2 separate regions of the Mus musculus genome follow, and region 2 is linked to region 1. Evidence: chromatin loops called from intact Hi-C (ENCODE). Cell type or tissue: heart. All regions are shown on one strand. Links, peaks and the distances in the headings refer to the core of each region. The heading gives the core; the rest is flanking DNA. Region 1 holds the start of Arpc2 (actin related protein 2/3 complex, subunit 2). Region 2 holds the start of Mir26b (microRNA 26b).

The links. Hi-C counts contacts between places; a loop is a spot of excess contacts. Peaks named below come from ENCODE experiments on the same cell type or tissue, not always from the same donor. Only the 100,000 strongest peaks of a DNase experiment are listed, where the experiment ranks them.
Region 2: it touches region 1 in a loop (4-fold over the local background); 4 of 42 quality-filtered maps call a loop at or near these places.

The regions. Positions count from the first base shown.
Region 1 is chr1:74,235,242-74,238,140 of GRCm38, forward strand. Arpc2 (actin related protein 2/3 complex, subunit 2) reads left to right here and starts at 1,276. Exons shown (of 10, transcript NM_029711.2): 1 at 1,276-1,658. The coding sequence starts at 1,585. In heart, for the core only: no CTCF peak of the experiment used is centred there; DNase peaks (open chromatin) are centred at 1,220 and 1,860; H3K4me3 peaks cover 2,113 bases; H3K27ac peaks cover 1,987 bases.
Region 2 is chr1:74,391,667-74,394,565 of GRCm38, forward strand. Ctdsp1 (CTD (carboxy-terminal domain, RNA polymerase II, polypeptide A) small phosphatase 1) reads left to right here. Exons shown (of 7, transcript NM_153088.2): 1 at 1-298; 2 at 1,612-1,760; 3 at 2,131-2,235; 4 at 2,353-2,409. The coding sequence starts at 232. Mir26b (microRNA 26b) reads left to right here and starts at 2,644; the gene lies at 2,644-2,728. In heart, for the core only: a CTCF peak has its summit at 1,626; DNase peaks (open chromatin) are centred at 625, 1,155, 1,615 and 2,285; H3K4me3 peaks cover 1,744 bases; H3K27ac peaks cover 1,707 bases.

The DNA of each region.
Region 1 (2,899 bases), core at 179-2,678:
TTCTGGCTTGCTTGGAACTTGCTGTGTAGAACAGACTGGCCTGGAACACACAGAAATCTGCCTGTCTCCACCTCCCGAGTGCTAGGATTAAAAGTATGCCTCACCACAAGCAGCAAAAAAGATTTTTTTAGAGACAACTGAAATGAAGTAAGAAAGGCATATTGGTGTGAACTGAGAATCCCAGAACTTGGAGACACCAATACATGTTCAAGGCTAGCCAGAGCTACAGAGCAAGTCCCTCTTTCAAAAATCTGGACAAACAGGGCCAGGGCGTGGCTCAGCAAGTTGTGCCTGTTGTTAAGCCCGATGACCTGAGTTCAATTCTCAGGATCCATGTGTTGGAGAGAGAAGGGAACTGACTACCAAAAGGTGTCCTCTGATCAATATCAAACAAAATTTTTTTTTTTATTGCATGGAGAAGAGGCTTAATTAAAATTGTTCCTGGAAGAGAAAAAAGTGGAAACATGGTACCCAAGCTGAAAGGACAGGTGGCGGTGGCGGCACTTAAGCAAAGAAATAAAGGTATGACAGGAATCCCTAAGGCCCATCTGGATTCCTTTCCTTTATTGCCCAATAACAACGTGGAATTTATTGCGTTTTTGTTGTTGTTGGTTTTTTGTTTTTGTTTTTTTTTTTTTTTTGGTTTTGGTTTTTCGAGACAGGGTTTCTCTGTATAGCCCTGGCTGTCCTGGAACTCACTTTGTAGACCAGGCTTGCCTCTGCCTCCTGAGTGCTGGGATTAAAGGCGTGCGCCACCACGCCGGGCTTTTATTGCGTTTCTTTTAGCAGACCATAAGCTTTAGAAGGTCAAGTCCTCATCTATTGCATTAATCACTGTATCCCTGGGAAGGAGAGATGGCCACTAAACAGTCGCTGGCGAAGAATAGGCACAACGGTGCTGCAGGGTAGCCCTAAGCACGGAATGAGCAAAAAGCACCCACAAGTTGGAAGCAAGGGATCCCCCCCACCCCAAACAAGCTTCTTAAGGGGGCTTCTGAAATAATATCGGAAGGGTGGAATCAGGCTTCTGGAATATTCGCGAAAGGGGCAGGTGGATTGTACGGACAACGGGGAATGACAGGTGAGCGTAGGACTCTCCTGGTCAGGAGGAGCGGGGCGGCGTGTGGCGCATGCGCACGCATGCCCTCTGCCTGCCTCCTCACCGGGACGCGCTTGCGGGCGAGTGCACGCGCGAGGTCGAAGCGGAAATGGCGCCGCGGGGCCGCGCGTGCGGGCGGCGAGCGGAAGTGGGTGTGAGAGCGGAAGTGGCCGGCTGGAGCCGGGGGCTGGGCGGGGACCGGGATCGTCAAGTAAGGCGGCGGCGGAGGCGGCGGCGGCTCGGCAGGCGGGTTGAAGCTTCGGGGGCCAGGTCGGTCGGGTGGTGGCTGCCTGCTACAGGCAGCGCGTGCCGGGCCAGCGCGTGTGTCCGCCTCTCCCCACCCCGCTCCCCGTCCCCTTCTCCCCTCACCTACCGCACCCAGCCCCCCTCGTCAGGGGCAGCGGGGCCGCTCCCTCCGTCCTACCCTCGATTGCCCACCCTCACCGCCCTTGTTTCTCCTTCCCCTGCCCGGGGCAGCCGCCGCCATGATCCTGCTGGAGGTGAACAACCGCATCATCGAGGAGACGCTCGCGCTCAAGTTCGAGAACGCGGCCGCCGGGTAAGCGCACGCCGGGAGGAGGCCGAGTTGACCCCAGCTAAATCCCGGGTGGCGTCCAGCTCCCCAGCCCTAGAGGGGGACAAATCGGGAACCTGGCGCGGCTTCAGGGTTTCCCTGGCAGGATGGACGTGGGAAGCCACGGGGCGCGGTGAGCCGAGGGCCTGAGATGCGTGGGGAGAGGCTGAGATAGGGATGCGGAAGCAGCGAGAGGACAGGGGCAAGGCGTGCCAGAGAACAGGAGACCTGTAGGACGTGAGGGCAGCCGAGGCCAGAAGTCACGCCCGAGAGCCTACGGTCCTCAGGGGGGAAGAGAGGGGTGCACTTCCCTCTGTCTTTTCCGTCATTGTACCGAACCCAGAGAGACCCTTTTGGGGAAGCTGGATTGAATGGAGTTTTCAGGAATTCCCAGGGCGAGGTGGGAAGAACGTGTAGGCCCAGATCGCCACCAGCATTCTGCTTCCCCACCCCCATCTCTCGAGACCCCAGGAAAAGCAGGAGGCAAGACTGAAAGCAGACCCAGGCTGCTAGGGGGGTAAAAAAAATCTCTAACCTACTGTGAAACTAGCCATTTTGTTATATATCCTTTAGGCAAAGCCAACGGTTCTCCATCCACACTCTCTTTAGCTCTCGAGACAAGCTTGCTCTATTTACTTATTGGTTGTGTGTCTTAAATTCTTATCAAAGACCCCGGTCTTTGATTTCTTCTGTAGTAATGCCGACTGGGTTAATAGCTGCTTCTGCTCCCAGAATCTATAAAGTTCTTAAGATAACCATTTATAACATCAGCATCTTAATATATGGGACGTATTTCCAGCCCTCTCTGTCATACACAAAAAAGCAAACTCCTCCCTTAAAGCCGCGTTGCCTCTCTAATATATTTAAAACCTGAGCAGAGGAATTGGGTTTTAGGTTCTAATTTATGGTGGCCTGTGGCCATTCCTTTGCCTCATTTCCTCATTGGTAAAGGTGGGGCTTCACATTTTGGTTTCACAGTTAGGAAATAAGTGCAGGCTGTTTTCTGTGAACTAGGAACTAGAAATAGGAAAGTGCTTGCCGATCCACAGAGGGAAGAGGACTGGGAGAGGGGGAATTCATTCATTCTCCCCCTTTAATTCTAAGCATTTGTAATGAACTTGTGGTTCACAGACATCGAAAGCATGAACCCACTACTTACTCGGAATACATTGTCTGCTCCGTCTCTTTTGTAAGGTTACAGATTTTACCTGCAAAACAAAATGGGA
Region 2 (2,899 bases), core at 295-2,794, 160 kb after region 1:
TCCATGTTTGCATCCGCCTCGCGGGGAGGAAACTCCATGTTGTAACAAAGTTTCCTCCGCGCCCCCTCCCTCCCCCTCCCCCCGAGAACCTGGCTCCCCTCCCCTCCGAAGCTCGCGGGGATCCCTCCCTCCCACCCTCCCCTCCCCCCCGCGCCCCGATTCCGGCCCGAGCCGGGGGGGAGGCCGGGCGCCGGGGCCAGAGTCCGGCCGGAGCGGAGCGCGCCGGGCCCCATGGACAGCTCGGCCGTCATTACTCAGATCAGCAAGGAGGAGGCGCGGGGCCCGCTGCGGGGCAAAGGTAGGCGGGCGGCGGGAGGGCAGAACCGGACTAGGGGCCGTCCCCGCGCTGCGGTCGCTGCCGCTGTCCCGGGCGCGCGCCTCGGCCTGGCCCGGCCCGAGCCCCGGCCAGTGCGGCCGAGAGAGTTTGAACTCCGCGAGAGTCTGAGGCGCTGGGCGGGGCCTGGCGCCACCAGTGCGCTCGAGGCTTCTCGTAGTGGGGAAACTGAGGCAGAAGGCGAGCGAGGGGCTGGCGGGCTCCCGGGCGTCACCCCCTCCCCCAGTTTGGCGCCAATGGGACGAGAAGGTGGGGGTGAGGCGGCCACCCGGCCACCCGCTGAGGCTCCGCCCCCTCCAGGCTGAGGTCTGGAAGGGGTGCCGAGGTGACAGCGGGCTGGGGAGGCTTGCAGGGATCTCCCGCCAACTAACTCACAGCCAGGTTCCCACAAACTCGGGCGTCACGCGTGGAGGTGCAGACGACACCTTCGAAGGCAGAGAGCCCCTAGCCTTGCAAGACAGACTTGGGGGCCTTGTATCCAGCTGGGCACGCGACACCCAGGCTGCAACAGGCTAGGCCGGTTGGCCTCGGGCCTGTGCACGCTTGCACCCACCCTGTAAGGGGTGCTGCCCGCCTATGCGGAGCCCCTAAGGCTCGCAAGAGTGGGGCTCACCCCTCCCTCCCCTGTGTGAATTTCAAGATTGGGAAGTCACTCCGGGTTTGTCCACTGTCCAGTTCCTCGCTCTTTGGGGGTTGGGGGGGGGGTGGCCTGGAGGCAGAAAGGATTAGAGAAGAGGCTTGGTGGGGGTAGGTCTGTCAATTTAGACAGGCCGCTGCAAAGAGACGGGGCGGGGTGAAGGAGGTGGGGCCGGTGGGGCTGACAGCCCTGGGACACTGGCCTCTGGGCCCAGGCTCAATGGGGACTTTGGACTCACTGGGTAGACAGAATGGAGGGAGAGTGGGAGTGGACGACAGGGCCCTGAGCCCTGAAGGTCCAGAGCAGGGGATGCTCAGGTAACGTCCACCTGTGGGGTCAGATGATTGAGAACCAACCGTGAGAAAAATCGGTCCCCTCCTTAAGCCATCTACTTCTTAAAGTGGCTGCCTTCCTAAAAAGCCACACCAGATTTCCTTAAGACGCTGAGCTGCAGGGGCCCTGAAGTGGCCCGTGGTGGGGCTCATGGAAGCGGGGTTCTCTGGAGGACAGCCAGCCAGAGCCACCCCCATGTGTCTCCTGATGGAGGGAGAATGCTCACATTCTCTGTGCTCAGGGATTTGAGACTGGAGTGCATGCAGCCCCTGCAGGCCAGTGTGCCCACATTCACGTCTTGCTTCAGGTGACCAGAAGTCAGCAGTTTCCCAGAAGCCCCGGAGTCGGGGCATCCTCCACTCCCTCTTCTGCTGTGTCTGCCGGGATGATGGGGAGCCCCTACCTGCCCACAGTGGGGCTCCCCTGCTGGTGGAGGAAAATGGCGCCATCCCTAAGGTTTGTGGCAATTTGGATGCACCGAGACCTAGCCGGAAGTAGACTTGGCAGATACAGATAGGGGTATAGGCCCGAACTTCACTGATACACGTGCAGATCCTAAAATGTGCAGAGGGAGGGCGCTTGCCTGCTAGGTCCCCCCCCCCCTTTCCAGCCCCACTGCAGCCTCCCAACCCACAGTTATGCCTTCCTTGCTGGTGGGAACTTTATGAGGTGAGGAAAAAGGATCCATATATCTTACCCCTGGCTCACAGTTTGCAAGACTCCAAGCTGGGGAGGGGGTAGAAGGTCTGGTCGGGTCCTCAGATAGAGAAATTTGGGGAGGGAAGCCCCTGTAAGAGGTGCCCTTCCAGCCCAGCCCTCCCCACAGCACACCCCAGTCCAGTACCTGCTTCCCGAGGCCAAGGCCCAGGACTCAGACAAGATCTGCGTCGTCATCGACCTGGACGAGACCCTGGTGCACAGCTCCTTCAAGGTGGGCCCTGCCTGGCACCTCTCAGCCTCTAGTCTCTTGACAGGGGGAGGTCTCTGCTGGATTTCCACCCTTGGGATTCCCTCCCCGCCAGCTCCAGCCATTATTCTTTCCTTACAGCCAGTGAACAATGCGGACTTCATCATCCCGGTGGAGATAGATGGAGTGGTCCACCAGGTGAGGGTCAGAGGGAGGTGGGGAGCTTGGTGTCTGCACTACACCCAGGTTCCTCCCACCCTTCTTGAGCGAGTCCCCCATGGAACTTTAATAGATGGGGCGTGTCCAAAGCTCAGAAAGAGTGAGAACCCAAGACTACCTGGTACTCCAGAGATGGAGCCAGACTCCCAGACCTGCACACTGGGCTCCTTCTGGTCCTGTCTTGTGCAGCCCTCTTTCCCCTCTTACCCCTACTGCCCGGGACCCAGTTCAAGTAATTCAGGATAGGTTGTGGTGCTGACCAGCCTGTTCTCCATTACTTGGCTCGGGGGCCGGTGCCCTGCAGCCTTGGGGTGAGAGGGCTAACCTGGACTCCTGCATTTGGATAAAACCAGTGTGGGAAGGGGAGTGGCTCCCACTAGGTGAGGTGGGACCACGGGAATCCTATTCTTATCTCTTTAGGAATGGGGTATGGTTGGGGCAGCCTCTCTAGACTGCCCTTCCTCCTCCA